Linked DNA regions of Homo sapiens: region 2 is linked to region 1. Evidence: chromatin loops called from intact Hi-C (ENCODE). Cell type or tissue: heart right ventricle. All regions are shown on one strand. Each heading gives the region's core, and the rest is flanking DNA. Links, peaks and the distances in the headings are about the cores only.

Region 1 (8,341 bases), core at 217-8,216:
ACCAACAGAAGCCAGCTTTGGCTAGTTTAAGCAGAAATGATATTAAGAGTTATTAGTTACCTCACACATTCTTCAGGAGGGCCAAAGAAAAGAGGGAGCCAGGAACAAACTTCAGAATCACATCACGATGATTTCAGTGCTCACACTGTGTGCAACACATTCTACAGTGTGTGCGGTGTGATTATTGATGTCAAGCGCAGAATGCTACCACTAGAACTCTGCTGCTGTCTTAGTGGTAACTACTGCAGTTCTCTCCAGAATGGGTTATTTCTTTGCTTGTGATGCGCAAGAAGTGCTGGATGCATACTACCAACCTCATTTTGCCCTAAATGCTTCCAGGCAGTCCTTTTGTGTGACCACGGGTAAGTTTTTCTTTTTCTACAAGTTACTTAAAATTTTTACAATTTTCTTATCTCCCAGCTCCAACATTATACTAAAGAGTGGGAGCTAAAGGAACATATGAATGAGTGGGGGAATTTTTAACATTGTTTAATAGTTAACATAGACAAATGACTAAAATTACACATAAGGGCCTGAAATGAATTACCAACTTGAAAAAAACAAGTAAAATTTTATGAAAGAAAAAACCCACAATCTACATCATTTTTTACATAAAAGCTGGATCAAAGAAAAAAACCAAGTTCACTGGTTTTTGCTAATAAATCTTATTATTTTAGTGTTCACCACATAAAACAGGCTTTTAAAAAATTTCCCTAATTTTAATTCAAGATGAATACAGAAGAACATTTCCTACCTCACCTACTAAGTTATATACCCACTCCCAGAACCTAAAATATGCAATAGGTTTGTTAATAGTGCCTCGAGGACCATGGCACACAGCAGTCCCAATGAACTGTGTTACTAAGCTAGGTCCTTTCTTTTCATTCAGCATTCTGAGACATCTCTGTCAAATCATTCCTGAGATAACAGAGTTCATTAAGATAGACAGCTACATTATTTAAATCACTAAAGTCTTATTTTTATTTTTTGAGCTGGTGCTAAGAAAAGTTCAGGCAATGAAGTGTTATGTCATTCATCAAATCAGGAACCATAGAAAATGGAGATGCTTGACTGCCACGAGTCTACTAATTATAGTGCTGAATATTCAAAGGACATTTTTACCACCAAGAACTTCATGAGTGTTTTATGAAGGAATAGTTGACACCATCTTTAGCTGTGATGCCAATATTTGGAAATCTTTGAAAAAACAAAGAGGGAAAAAAGATGGAGACGAGGTTTTTAATCTTTCCAGAAAACTTTAAAAATGTCTTTAGAAATAAACAAGAACATAATAGCCCTGTAATCTGGTTCTGCTCTTCATATATTAATAGTATCCTAACTCACACCTCCTGTACCTTAAGACCTTGACTACTCACAATGAAATAAACTGCTGGATGCCAAGAAGTTTTACTCTTCCTTCCAGTTATTTAATACCACAATGCCATGAACAAAATAGCAATGAGTAAACATTTGTAAGTAAATTTATATTTCAAAGTCACGAAACATTTTAGAGCATGTTGATCTCATGCACTATCAAAGATAGGCAAAATGGTTTACCATCTGATAATTCCAAGTCAAAATAGTATATACCAATTTTTCAATCAAATCAGTTTTTTTCCTATTTTTATCTTAATAAGACTATACTTTTCTGGTTACCAGTTCAAAAAGAAAAAAAAATTTATGACATTATGGCTTAAATTTACCTTTTTCATGAAGCACCACTTCACGATTATGAAGGGTTGAAAATAGCCCTTTTAACTCCCGTGCTGTTTACTGTCCCTGCCAAACATTAGACATTTACTGCTTATGTAGTTAATTGTCTTTATTGTATACCATCAAGATTAGGAAACATGGGCCGGGCCCGGCAGATCACGAGGTCAGGAGATCGAGACCATCCTGGCTAACACGGTGAAACTCCGTCTCTACTAAAAATACAAAAAATTTAGCTGGGCGAGGTGGTGGGTGCCTGTAGTCCCAGCTACTCTGGAGGCTGAGGCAGGAGAATGGTGTGAACCCGGGAGGTGGAGCTTGCAGTGAGCTGAGATTGTATCACTGCACTCCAGCCTGGGTGACAGAGTGAGAATCTGTCCCCCCAGCCCCCCCAAAAAAAAAAGAAAGAAAAAGATTAAGAAACACATCCTGAAACCAGACTGAATAGAGCCCAGCAGCTTGGATTTGAATCTTCACTCTGTCATTCACTAGCTTTGGTCGATTACTCTTTGTTTCTCAGTTGTAAAATGAGTATGAGGATTAAATGAGCTAATACATATGTAGCACTTAAGTCAGTATTTGGCATAGTTTGTTCTTAACTGTTACCCGAGATTTTCTTTTATTGATTCTCTGTATATCTGGGACAGTGCTTGATAATTGCATGTGGTCCCTGCTTTTATGGGGCTTACAGACTGGTGGGGAGGAAAATATACACAGACTATAATACAACCTGATGTGTTTAGTGGGCAGAAGAATTGGGGAGGCAAGATAGACAAGAAATAAAGGAATTCAGCTTAACAGTTTTTCTTCTTGGTGGGACAATTTGTTAGTAGGATTATTCTGATTTTTGTCCATTGTCATTGTCAGTGATTGGAATAATCTTAAATGCTGTTCCTGAGATGGAATTTACCAATGAACACAGCAGATACAGTATTCCTCATCAGCTCTGGGTGGTACCTAAGCATTGCAGATGTTCGTTCACCAAGCAAGCATTTATTTAGAATTTACCACCATTTACTAGCTGGGGTTCCTCTCTTCAAATAGTTTAGGGTCTGAGAAGTAAACCAGCAGTTATTGTGCGTAGTTACAGTAAGTGGAGAGGTGGTAATGAACAGGAAACTGGAAGTACAAGGGAGAAACTTTTAGACTAATTCAGACCTGAGATACATTCTGATGTATCTCAGATTATATATACTTTGACTTTCAGAAGTCCCTCCAGCTCCCAAGTCTCCATTCCTTTTCACTGAGCTTCACAGAAATATTGATCTGGTCTAGGTTTGAGGGAAAAAATTAGGATGTAGAGATTTCTAGCCCAAGTCATCTGGCCCCATCTGTTCATTATTACTTCAAGTGGAATAGAGAGTACTTACCTATTTGTTACCTATCAACCCATAAATAAAGCTTTTCCCAAAAAAGGAATACTCTGGTCTAAAGTACTCTGAGATTTAGTCTTTGGTACGCAGAATCTTAGAAATAGATTTTTCTTCCGTTTTTCCTTCTCTGAATCTGCCACCTAAGAAATTTTGAGATTTAAATATGTGGGAGTAGAAGGGAAAAGAAAGAACAAGGGAGGGGTGTGTCTTGAGAATCATTATTCTCCATTTGACTTTAGGATAGGCATTTTCAGGAAATTCTCATGGACCCAGTTAGCTTATCTGGGGGAGTCTAAGTGGTTAGGAGCAAGATAGGCACAAGAGGTGAAAGCAGAAAGGGAATACAAAATTGTCTTAGCTTTGCTTGGTTTGCTTTTATTAGTTTTCTTAAGCTATTTTCATTTTATTTACTGTTGGAATCTATAGGTCTTTTTCAAGGACGTGTTTAGGTAGGTGCTAACTTTGGTTTGGTTTTACCAAAGCAAGGAGTGATCATATAATGTAAGTTTAAAAAGCTTAGCAAACTTGGGTACAGTAACTTTTAAGAGCATCAGTTTTTTCATTTGCAAAGGAAAGGTGGTGAAATAAGTAGATGATGTCTTATGTCCACTAGGGGGTAGTGTGTACTGTAAAAATTAAAATAGTTCCTCAGTGAACTCTTTACTTCATCATTCAGTTAGCTTGTTTGAATTAATTTTTGTTCATTTAATGTGTTTTGAAATTGCCATAAATTTTTTTCAAACACAATCTTGTGAGTGTAGCAAACAGCAACTGTTGTTACATGCATTTCTGTTATTAGTGATGTCAAATGTTCTGACATTACTTTTTTTTTTTTTTGAGACGGAGTTTCACTCTTGTTGCCCAGGCTGAAGTGCAGTGGCACGATCTCGGCTCACTGCAACCTCCGTCTCCCAGGTTCAAGTGATTCTCCTGCCTCAGCCTCCCGAGTAGCTGGGATTACAGGCATGCAGCACGAGGCCTGGCTAATTTTATATTTTTAGTAGAGACAGGGTTTCTCCATGTTGGTCTCGAACTCCTGACCTCAGGTGATCTGCCCGCCTCGGCCTCCCAAAGTGCTGGGATTATAGGCATGAGACACCACGCCCGGCCTGACATTACTTTTTGTATAGAATTTTTTGAGGGGAAAATAGTGATGCTTTAAAGTTTCTGTACAAAATTTTACCTATTATATGAAATAAATTAAATTATTCATAATGACCAGGCAGTAACATTATAACATGATTGTCTTGTGTTTCACTCTCCAGACTAATTTGGGAGCCACTAATCATTCCATGTGGCTGTTGAGTAGTTGAAATATGACTAGTTTAAATTAACATGTGCTACAAGTGTAATTTGCACAGTGGGCATTGAAGGCTATGATAAAAGATAAAATACATCATTAATTTCATACTGATTTCATGTTGAAATAATATTTTGAATACATTTTTAGATAAAATATATTAAAATTAATTTTACTTGTTTCTTTTTACTTTTTTATTTGGCTACTAGAAAATTTTTAAATACTTACGTGGCTTGTATTATATTTCTGTTGGATAGCAGTGCTGTGGAGAAAAGTACTCATCAGCCATTTTTATCTTAGTGTATCTCTAGGTGGCCTTATGATTTGTAAGGAAGTAGTGTAATGGGGAGCTTGAGCAAAACTTTGGTTCTATTTCTAATCCCAGCTAGAAAATAGGCAGTCAGTTTTACTATAATGAGACATTATATGTTTCTAAGAATGTTATGTTATACAAAATCATGTAGTAAAATTCACAGGGCTTACAGATAAAATGAAGCAAGGGGTATGCACTTGAAAATGTCCATTGATGATAATTAACTTTTTGTTTTGTTTTGTTTTGTTTTTAAGAGACAAGGTCTCACTATCGCCCAGGCTGGGGTGCAGTGGTATGATCACAGCTAACTGTAACCTTGAACTCCTGGGCTCAGGCAGTACTCCCACCTCAACCTCCCAAGTACGCTAGGACTATAGTCATATGCCAGCATGCCCAGCTAATTTTTTTAGTTTTTTGGTTTGCAGAGATGGGGTCTTGCTATGTTGCCCAGGCTGGTGGTAACATTTTTTAAATGCTCACTTATTGGGCCAAGTGTGGTGGCTCACGTCTGTCATCCCATTGCTTTGGGAGGCCAGGGCGGGAAGATTGCTTGAGGCAGGAGACCAGCCTGGGCAACATAGAGAAACCCATCTCTACAAAAAAAGTGATAAATAAAAATGCCCACTTATATATATAGAGGGTGAACTTGCAGATTCTCATAAGTAACTTACAGTTGTGTACATAATGAAGAATTGACTTGCTTTATTAGTGATCCCAAAAAAGGAGCCCGTTTGTTTTATCTTACAAATTTTTCATAATTTTTTTCTTTATTTAAATTTTTTTTCTATAACACACAACTTTGTCCAGAACCCTGTTTGTTAATATTTTAGAATCGCTTAAAGATGTAGTGACAGGTTGGAGTTTACAGAGTAGGTATCATTGAAGCATCACTCAGTTTTTTAACACTTATTTTTCAGTAATGAAATTGGCAGTTACTGAGTTATCAGACAGCTCTTGTTTGAGATGAGCTAAAAGATCTACAGTTGATATTACTGGTCATATATTGCAATTTTGTGTTTCAGAGAATATTCTAAAAAACCTAATCACTGTAGACAGGATGCACTGGGATATAGATAGTTACTAACTGGACCAACTTTTCTCACACACAAATTAGCACTTTTTCTAAGAATACTGTTTATTACCCCAAAATTTTACTGTACATACTCCAATCATTGCCTTGCAGAAGAGCATCTAAGACCTGTCATTGCTTCGTACTGAGCACAAATTATTTTTCAACTTAAAAATAAGAGTCCTGGTTAATAGAGATAGGTTGACAGAATGTCAGTTGTTATAATTGACTAACTACAGTATAGTTTACAGTAGTGTGAGTCTAGGGTTTGCTCTTCAAGACCCAGTAGATCTGTTGATAATTAGATCAATTTGATGTGATATTTGATTCCTTTTAAAAATATTTGTAGCATTAACTATTGTATGCGTTCTATAAGATGAGATACCTTCCTTTAGACTTAATTTTGTGGACATTTAAATCCATACCCTATTCCTTTACCAACTTACCTGTCTATTTTAGTAACTAACTTCCTGAACATAGTCTACATTAACTAATTTCCTGAACATAGTCTACAGTGCTTTCTATTATGCATGGCCCTAAACTCACTTCTGTTTGGGATTCAATCCTTGGACTGCTTTTAAACATAATAGAATCACAAAATTCATTTAAGGGTTATTCTGTTTTTCTGTAAACAACTATGGCCTTCCTATGTGATCTCATTTGTCAACTTTTTTTTTTTTTTTTTTTTGGTAGTGATGGGGTCTCACTATGCTTGCCCAGCTTGGTCTGGAACTCCTAGCCTCAAGTGATTCCCCTGCCTGCCTCAGCCTCCCAAAGTGCAGGGATTACAGGTGTGAACCATGGCATCCCACCTGCAATGTAAATTATTTGTGCCAAAAGATAGATAAGGCCGGGCGTGGTGCCTCACGCTTACAATCCCAGCACTTTGGGAGGCTGAGGCGGGCAGATCACTTTAAGTCAGGAGTTCGAGACCTGCCTGGCTAACATGGTGAAACCCTGTCTCTGCTAAAAATACAAAAATTAGCCAGGTGCTCACTTGGACCCAGGAGGCAGAGGTTGCAGTGAGCCAAGATCGTGCCACTGCACTGCAGCCTGGGCAAGAGAGCGAGACTTGTCTCAAAAAAAAAAAAAAAGATAGATAAGTGAAACAGTAGGAATTTTAGCCCTTTACTTCTTCACTTAAAGAAATCATACTGTACTCTGTCTTTCCACCAAAGAATAGTGTAAAACCAGAAGGTATTTTAGTTAGTCATGTGTTGAATAGTGGCCGGAAAGATTTTATTTCCTAGCCAGTTTTTGCCTTTTTAGGAAAAAAGTTGACATCAGTTTCTGTGGTTGAGACTTTTTCAGATGCTGCCATTTCAGACTTGTTTCATTTAGTTTGGATTTTATTCCTTTTTTCCCCTCCCACAGTTTATGCTGTGGGTTTGTTAGGGAAACCAACAGTTTAGTGAAATAATTATGCATGTTTTTGTGTCAGTCCATTAGAACTTGAGAGCAGCATATATTATAAGGACTATTTCAAAATGTTTTCTACACACGAAAGCTTATTTTAGAATGTGTTCCAATTAAATCTAGGCTTGATCAGGTCACATGATGTGCTTAATATGTACATTCTTTACAAAGAATATCTGATTTTGAGGGTGAACTGAAGATGAGAAAGTAAATGCCATACCTATCTCTGCCACTGTGTATTGAGAGTGATTTTGAAGCTATTTTGGGATACGCTTTTGGAGGCCTTTCTGTAGCTTTTTATAGTAGATACAGAGCTGCTACTACTTTGTGTAACTGGTGAGTGGTGGATTGGGACTCTTGGGCCCTGGCTTTCTTTTTTTTCCAGTCACCCAATTTATGGCTTTCTAAAAACATGAAGACCTGGGGTAAAATTAAAGGATGGAGGTGAGGAGAGCCCAGAATTCAAGGAATTTTACCATCCAGTTATTTTCTCATTTTTCTACTCCTGCTATTCATCCCTAATATCTTAACTTTTTTCCTAAAAAATGAAGACCAGCCTCTTTTGTTCTGGTCACATGTTAAAGGACTTCCCAAGGTCAGAGGCTTCATTATTGCCTCTTGAGCTTTTTAATACTCTAAAAATGTTTTAGTTTGAACCTAAAGAACATGTCAGTTTCTCACTTGCTCTTACATCGCCATGATCAAAACAAAAAACTAGTCTTAAAATACCAGAGACATTACCTAAAATGGCCATGGGTTTAATTAACACATTTTGGGGAAGCATTTGATTTGTATTTACATCTTATGACTATTTCAGTATATTACTGTGCTGAGAGAGAAGTTATTTGTTGTTGTTGTTTTTAACGTATGCCCTGTAGCTTGTGGAATGAAACAGTTTATGATGTATTTTTTTTTAGGTGAAGGCAGTGTAAATAAAATGTTCTCATTTATTGTTTTTCATACCTAAAAGCTTATTTAAATATGAACATTTTTCTGGTTAAAAATAAATATAAGTAGAAGTTAGACTATTTTTCCCCATACCTGAGTGGCTCCTTTTGTTTTCCTTCCATAATGTGCACATCCTGCCTTGAAAATAACCCTGCCTTAATGATGTTAACGATGAAATTCTGATCGTTTATTTCCCTCTTTTCATAACATCA
Region 2 (8,341 bases), core at 310-8,309, 280 kb after region 1:
TGCCAGGTGACGTTGGGAGAAGAATATGTTTTGTGGCTTGAGGTGTGAATCTTGTGACTGTCATATTCCATCCTGCCTGAGGCTGTGCCCCAAGGGGGCTGTGCCCGGAGATGGAGAGGCTGGGCAAAGCTGCTTCCCAGGCCTTAGATCTTTGTCCAGGTGTTGCGCGTGGCTGTGGTAGGTGGGAGGGCTGAGCGGGCCAGCCACTTTTTGCTGGATTTACTGGGGACTCACTCCCATACCCAAGGGCAGATTGGCTATAGAGAGGTGGTTTGCTCACTGCCAACCAAACCTGCTCTCTGAAAGCAGAGCTTTGTCTTTTTCTGCTTTATGACCTCAGCTTTGGAGAAGGCTTTGGCTCCCCAAGTGTGGCCCAAAAACTTGGATGATGATGCACGGGGTAGAAGGCAACAAACGAGCTGCCCTTGGTGGCAGTGACCTGAGCTGGGTCCACTCCTTGGGCTTGGGTGATGAATACAAAAAGTCAGCCAAGACCATCCTGCTGATAGGGAAAGAAGGACTCATGATAACCCTGTACCAGGTACTGCCACACAGACTTTCTCCTTCAATCCTCTGCAAACTTGTGAAACTCTTATCTGTTTTACAGATACAAAAACTGCAGCTCAGAAAGGGCAAATGGTCTGTCCAAAGGTACCCAGTTTAGAAGTGACCCACTGGAATTTGAACCCTAGGTCTGTTGAACTCTGAAATTTATGATGTTTTGTTTTGTCTTGTTGTTTTTTTTTTTTTTTTTCCCACTTCACCACTCTTTATATCTGCAGAGTGCAGTAGGGAGTAGGTGGAGGTGGGATGAATACCATGATAGGCCCCCGTGAACCCAAATCTGTGGCTTGATGGACTCCAGGGAAGAATGTATAGCTAGTCCCATCCTTGTCTGATCTTGGCAGATGCTTCAGTGAGGTTATAGAAAGCTAATTCCACTTCCCAGTGCTCCATTTGAACATGTGCTCCTATGCTCAGCTGGTTTTAGGTGTGGCTTTGGTTTCTGAGCAGAAACTCTCTTTCCATGAAATAATGACATCCTTAAGGTGTTGTGCTTTGCTTGTCGTTCAGAGAAGACAGCACTTCCAGGAAATGCACTATACAATATGGATGGATCCCCTGTCCAGAGAGGAAACCAGGCGCACCCTTCACTACAGGAAAGAACTTGCTCCCTGACCTGCCAGCCAGGTGGAATTTCATTTCTTTGTGCTCTCGGGATCTGGTGCTTTGAAGAACTGGCTTCATTAGCCACTAACAGAGATGCACTTGTCAAAACATCAGCAACTGACTTTTTTGTGTGTGCTTAAGAGATCACAGATATTTTTGTACTGGTGCTATCAGAGGTTGGAAGGATTGCTATAGCTACATGTTCTTGCCCCTCTCTCTAAGGTCTATGGCAATGAGTAGCAATGATAATAATTATGATAGTGATAATAGCAAACCATTCACTATATGTTTTGTGCTGGGCACTGTAGTAAGTTCATTTTATGTTCAAAACAACCTTCTGAAGTATGTGTCATTTAGGATTCATTTGACTGCAAGTGGCAGAAACCCAATTTCAATGGTTTAACCAATGGAGGGATTTATTTTTCTCATGTAATAGGAAGTCCAGCTGTAAGCACTTCAGAGTGAGTATGCAGGCCCCATGGTGCCATCAAGAACCCAGTCTCTTTTGCTGGAGGCTTGCTTCCTCATGTATGCAGCATAGCTGTTCTATTTTGTGCTTCACAACTAATTTTTAGGCAGGAAGTATTTGAAAGAAGGGAGAAGCTAAGTAGCACAAACTGACAAGGTGAATGCAAGCTGGATGTGTGCCCTCTAACAGGCTTTCTCAGAAACTCCAGCTGGTACCTCCACTTGCAGCTCCTTGTCCAGAACTGTGTTGCATGACCACATCTAGCTGCAAGGAAGTTGGGTAATCCAAGAGCATTTAAGTGAGCCCCTTGTTAGTAAGAAAGAAAGGAGAACTAGCTATTGGTTCCATAACCAGTCATGCCTAGCTTAAGTAGTTAATGTTTGTTCAAAATTTACAGACAAAGAAAGTGAAATTGGAGAAGTTAAGTATTTACCAAAGGCTATCTAGCTAGGGAGTGATGGAGCCCAGATCCGAATCCAGGTATGTCTGACTCCAAAGCTACATTCCTAAATGCTGTTTAGAATTTGTTCCTGATGGTTGGTGGTGTTTGGGCTGTACAACGGAGGACTTAAGGGGGCTCTCTTATGGGACAGGAGGGAGAATTGACTTTTCAGCTTCTTGAGAATAGTGCTAAGATCATTGTATAAAAGATATGGAAGGCAGATTTTGGTACAAGGTAAGGAAGTGATTATTCACAATTAGTAATTAACTGGTCTATGGGCTGTGTAGCTAACTCTATGACCAGGAGCATTTACATAGCTCAGAGGAGATTCCTTAACTGACTGGGAGTTTGGGCCTATTGTAAGTTCAAGATTCTAGGTCCATGAAACAAAAGTGGCTGAGATAGAATCATCATGATGAAAAGAGGGCTTTTGGTTTCTGCATAGGTGCTTCCTGATTTGTCAGTTAGAGTGACCATATAATTAATTTATGGTCCAAACTGGGGCATTTTTTTAGAGTAAAAAAAAGATTTATTAGTAATTATGCTGGGACAACAGGCAAACACCAGAATCATCATGGACCGAGTGGAAGCCACAGCTACCCCAGCCATGGGCTCCTGATGGATAATGGAATGGGGAGACCTGGGCTTCATAGGAACTGACAGCTGGGTAAACATCCAGAAAAGACAGACACCCCCAAGGCAGACCTTCCCAGTTCCATAGGCTAAACCTCCCAAGAGGCCCTGTCTGTGATGGGCTTCGGTGACAGACGTTAAAATCTGATGGGCAGGGACAATGAGTGACTACTGAAAACGTATGTCTGACACAGCCCCTCAGGCCCTGAGTCTCCCTTAGTGTGACTCATTTTCAGAGACACTGAGCTTAGGTAACGCCATGTGTCTTACTGAGTCATGAACCCAGCCCATTCTAGGCTGGGAAGGCAACTGGATTTTACATCCCCTGATATCCTTCTCAGCTTTTAAAAACTGCTCTTCTGATTTGCTCCATGACCTTGGGCAAGTCACAACCACTCTGTGGTTTGGCTTCTCCTTTAGTGGAAATAAAATGGAAATAATAGTTATGCAAGAGGAAAAAATTGATTCAAGAGCTTCCAATGAAAGTTGCCGCATACAGCCAAGTGATATTATTATTTTCATGACAGTTATTAGCAGAGCTGCTTCTTGTCCCATCCCCTCTCATTAGGCCACAGGGCATGGAATAAACACAGGTTTGGCCAGTGACTGGTATTTGATGATGTTGGCACCAGAGATGAAGGGGAGGAATTTCTCTCTGGCTTGTGTTTCACTATTAACCTCCTTTTGCCTGGATCTCAATGCCTGCTAGTATGGAAACTGGAAATCTGTGAGAATCTCAGCTATTTGTCTCATAGCAGAGGCAGCCTATTCAGAAAACCATTTAATAATGATGCCATTACAATATTGTCTTTTTTCTTTCCTTAATTCCTTTATTCAATAAATATTGATTGGGCATGTCTGTGTGCCAGGTTCTGTTTCCCAAGGATAGAGCAAGAGGCATAATGACAGCATTAAGCTTTTCAATGTTTGTTGAATCAAGGAATTTATAAGATGTGAAGTTTGGAGAGCTGATCTCCTGCTGCAAACTTGCATCTCTCTCGTCTATCCTGATCCCTGAGAGATATTTCTAAAAGCAAAATTGCTCTTGTTACCCATTTCCTAAAGGAGCAAAACTGAATTTCTTTTTTTTCTGTATTATTATACTTTAAGTTCTAGGGTACACGTGCACAACATGCAGGTTTGTTACATATGCATATATGTGCCATGTTGGTGTGCTGCACCCATTAACTCGTCATTTACATTAGGTATATCTCCTAATGCTATCCCTCCCCACTTCCCCCACCCCAGAACAGGCCCCGGTGTGTGATGTCCCCCTTCCTGTGTCGAAGTGTTCTCATTGTTCATTTCCCACCTATGAGTGAGAACATGCGATGGCAAAACTGAATTTCTTAATATGGCACAGAAGAACCTTCAGGGTTGGCCTCTGATCACCGTTTTGTCTCTTCTCTCACTGAGCCCCTTTTTGGACTACAAGTTTCAGCTATTACGACTTCCCTACAGGTTCCTGAATATTCAGCTCTTTCATATCTCTAGGCCAGAGGGCGGCAGACATTTACTTGTAAACGGCCAGATAGTTAATATTTTTGGTTTCCTGGGTCATGTGGTCTCTGTTGCAACTACTCAATGCTGCTATTGTAGTGTGAAAGCAGCCATGGAAAAAATATAAATGCATGAGCATGGCTCTGCCCAAATAAAACTTTATTTACAAAAACAGGCAGCAGATGGGATTTGGTCCACAGGCTGTAGTTTGTTGATCTCTGCTTTAGGCTTTTGCTCATTCTGTGGTCTTTTACTTGTCTACGTTAAACTCCTTTCATCTGACCAACGCCCATTCAATTGTCACCTCAAGTCTGAGATCTTGCCACACTACCCTGGGTAGAACTGGTCACGCATACCACTGTGTTCTGTACACACCACCCTGACAAGTAACAGAAAATTAAAGCTGTGTTTTCTCCCATAACCATATTATAAGCTTTATTTATTCATTCATTCACACATGCATATATTCACAGATCCATTCATTTAACAACATTTAACAACCACCCACTATGGGGCAGAGCTGATGACTTTTTAGTCTTTGCACAACACCCAGTGAAAGTATAACACATAAAACTTGCTTAATACATGCTTGTGAAGAAAAGGAGATAGAACTCAATAAAAAAAAGTCCACTGCCAAAGATACATCTGCATCTTTGTTGTAAGTGCTCAGAGGTGGGAAGTTGTCTTTATTGATTATGAAGCCTCTCCACTGTGTGGAGGGGTTTGGTCAGTTAATTGTATTTGGAACTTTTCTTTTAAGGTTTCTGTCATCCGGCCTGGAATAGTTTGGTGGCTCCCACCTGTTGTCCATTCTTATCCCTTTTCCTAGAACTCAGGGTCCTGTTTTCTGGTGACATCTTATGGCAGTACTAAGAGTAGTAGCACCAACTTCTAAACTCCCATCGGGGCAGGTAACTGACTTACGTGAGTTTGAGGTTTACCAATATAGTGCAGTGTGTTTCTTGTTTTTACTGTTATTTTTAAGTAGGAGATCTGTTTTTTCCATTGCTCCCTGAGAAAATAGGGCTATCTGAGCTAAAGAGCTTAACCAGCTCGCAGCATGGGGATAGTGAAATAGCTTCCTTGCAGACTCTGAATCTTTTGTTTGTTTGTTTTTAATGTCCAGTCTCTGGCTCTTTTAGAGCAATTTAAAGGTAAATGTAAATATGAAGCTTCTTGATTACTCATATTACAGAAATGATTTCATGGTTTTATGAGCCAAAAAATATTTTAAGTAGGGCTTAAATCATTTTCTTAAATTTACAACCCATTCTAAATGTAAACAGAATTATATTTAATTGGTTGTCACCAATGGAACCAAAATGACTTCATTTGGTTTCAACCTGGTCAGATATAGATTTTCAATGGTTACCAGGAAGGAAATGTGTTTATAATCAGAGGCAGAGAAAAGGAAATGGTTATAGCTGGTTACAAAACAAGCATAAAACCTCCACACTGTTTCTCATGTTACAAGAGCAAATAGGAAAGAAGCCACAAATGGGGATGGTAGCACAGAGTGTGTGTTGGGTAAACACTAGAGAAACGGGAGAATGTTCTGGGTCTCTGCTTTTTTCATTATAGAAAGGCAGCAAGGGAAGCCGCTGAACAGAGTACAAGGCTGTCTGCTTACTAACTCACCCTCACAGGTAATAGAAAATCAAATTCAAGTTCCATTGTGCCCAGGGGCTCTTCACTGATACATCAGTAATGTGCCTGCCCTGACACTTTAAGACTGGTTACTCTTATGAGGAAACTAAGGCAAGAAGAAACTAAGGCAGAGGAGGTGGGGAGTGGAGCAGGGTCACAAACTGACCTTTGGTTACAAAAGAAAAACAAGACAGTGTTACTAACTGACCAGGGCCATGAAAGGTAGTAAACACAGCCAGGGCAAAGTAGAGAGCGTGCAAGCTAACCCCATTGCGACAAATACTCACACAATTTGGTGATACGAAATTTCTAGCAAGTTCCTCATTGAGTAAGCTGTTGTCACAAGTATATTTTGAATGGGTTCATAACAATGTGTATGTGCTTTAGGTGGGCAAGACAGGGGCAAATGAGTTTCATGAATAAATGTGCTACTTGCTTGCCTGAGGTATTAAACTTTAAAATAAAATGCTATCTTCACTCTGTTTCTGGCACGAACAAATACTTTACTTTTGGCAGTTCTCATCAAAAGTTAAGTGTCACCATTTGGCAATGTCTATCAGAATGAAAACTCACATATCCTCTGATTCTGTAATTCCACTTTAAGGAATTGATTCTGTAGTCCTAGTCATACATATGTGCAAAAGTATGTTTGTGGAAGTAAAAAACTGAAAACCACCATTATGTCTATTCAGAAGAGGCTGGGTAAATTATGGGACACTCATATTATGAAATATAGTGCAGCTGTACAGATTTGCAGCAAACTTCACAATATCTGTTAAGTTTCACTGAAGAATGTTAGAGTATATGTAAGGAAGGGGAGGGGAATACACACACACAATACACACACACACACACACACACACACACGCGCACACACACACACACACACACACACTAGGGCAGGGGGCCCCAATCCCCAGGCAGCAGACTGGTACTGGTCCATGGCCTATTAAGAACCAGGCCGTACAGCAGAAGGTAATAGGTAAGCGAATGAGCTCTGCCTCCTGTCAGATTAGCGGGCATTAGATTCTTATGGGAGTGTGAACCCTGTTGGGAACTGCCCATGTGAGGGGTCCAGGTTGTGCACTCCTTATGAGAATCTAATTAATGCCTGATGATCTGAGGTGGAACAGTTTCATCCCAAAACTGCCCTCCACCCATGCTGGTCCGTGGAAAAATGGTGTTCCACGAAACTGGTCCCTGGTGACAAAAACGTTGGTGACTGCTGCATTAGGGGACTTCAAAAAGTTTATGGAAAAAATTAAAAGATAAAAATAAAAATATAAAATTATTTCTCAACATAAGCTCCATCAAGTTCAAGACACTTTTGTAAGCAGTGATGGCCATTTAGTGCATCCCTAAAGAACTGAGGGTCCTGGGAATTTAACCATATCAATGTAATCTTTTTTACCTTATTAACTGAAGAAAAATGGGTATTCTTTAAATATTTCTTAAGATTAGAAAACAAAAAGTCAGAAGGAGTCAAATCAGGATTGTACGTTGGATGTCTAAGGATTTCCCACTGAAACTCACAAAATCGTCCTCGTTTGATGAGACGAATGAACAGGAGTATTGTCACGGTGGAGAAGGACTCTCCGGTGAAGCTTTCCTTGGATTTTTTCTGCTAAAGTTTTGGCTTTCTCAAAACACCCTCATAAGAAGCAGATGTTATCATTCTTTGGCCTTCCAGAAAGTCAACAGCAAAATGCTTTGAGAATCTTCAAAAATTGTTACCATGACCTTTGCTCTTGACCAGTCTGCTTTTTCTTTGACTGAACCCTTTCCACCTCCTGGTAGCCATTGCTCTGATTGGGCTTCATCTTCAGGATCATACTGGTAATGCCGTGTTTCATCTCCTATTACAATCCTTAAATGAAATGCTTCAGGATCTCGATCCCACTTCTTTAAAAATTCCATTGAAAGCTCTGCTCTTGTCTGCAGCTGATCTGAGTGCAGTGGTTTTGTTACCTATCCAGTGAAAAGTTTGTTCAACTTTAATTTGTCATTCAGAATTGTGTAAGCTGAACCAATTGAGATGTCTATGGTGTTGGCTATAATTAGACTTATGCTTATTATGTTTATAATTAGGTTTATGTTCCTAACTGTCAGTCCTCTTTAATTGGGGCACAAACAATATTATTATTATTATTATTTTGAGACAGGGTCTTGTTCTGTTGCCCAGGTTGGAGAGCAGTAGCACAATAGTGGTTCTCTGCAGGCTGACCTCTGAGGCTCAGGTGATCCTCCCACCTCAGCCTCCCAAGTAACTGGGACTACGGGCCTGTGCCACCACACTCGGCTAATTTTTAAATTTTTTGTAGAGATGGGGGTCTCACTATGTTGCCCAGGTTGGTTTCAAACTCCTGGGCTCAAGTGATCCTCGCACCTTGGCCTCCCAAAGTGTTGGGATTATACGCATGAGCCAACAATACTAACTTTTTCCTCCAAAATGTATGCGAATGGTCTGCTGCTGTGGGCTT

Evidence for each region. Peaks named below come from ENCODE experiments on the same cell type or tissue, not always from the same donor. Only the 100,000 strongest peaks of a DNase experiment are listed, where the experiment ranks them.
Region 2: a loop joins it to region 1, with 2.6 times the contacts of the local background. A loop is called at or near these places in 3 of 110 quality-filtered maps.

Annotation. Positions count from the first base shown.
Region 1 is chr12:93,414,970-93,423,310 of GRCh38, reverse strand. All of the region lies in intron 1 of UBE2N (ubiquitin conjugating enzyme E2 N), which reads left to right. Among named protein-coding and RNA genes, the nearest start is that of UBE2N, 23 kb to the left of the region's middle. In heart right ventricle, for the core only: CTCF peaks have their summits at 3,690 (motif pointing right) and 3,700 (motif pointing right); no DNase peak of the experiment used is centred there; H3K27ac peaks cover 3,155 bases.
Region 2 is chr12:93,132,826-93,141,166 of GRCh38, reverse strand. All of the region lies in intron 3 of LOC643339 (a long non-coding RNA gene), which reads left to right. Among named protein-coding and RNA genes, the nearest start is that of LINC02412, 37 kb to the left of the region's middle. RefSeq lists an enhancer at 5,707-5,776. In heart right ventricle, for the core only: no CTCF peak of the experiment used is centred there; no DNase peak of the experiment used is centred there; H3K27ac peaks cover 1,726 bases.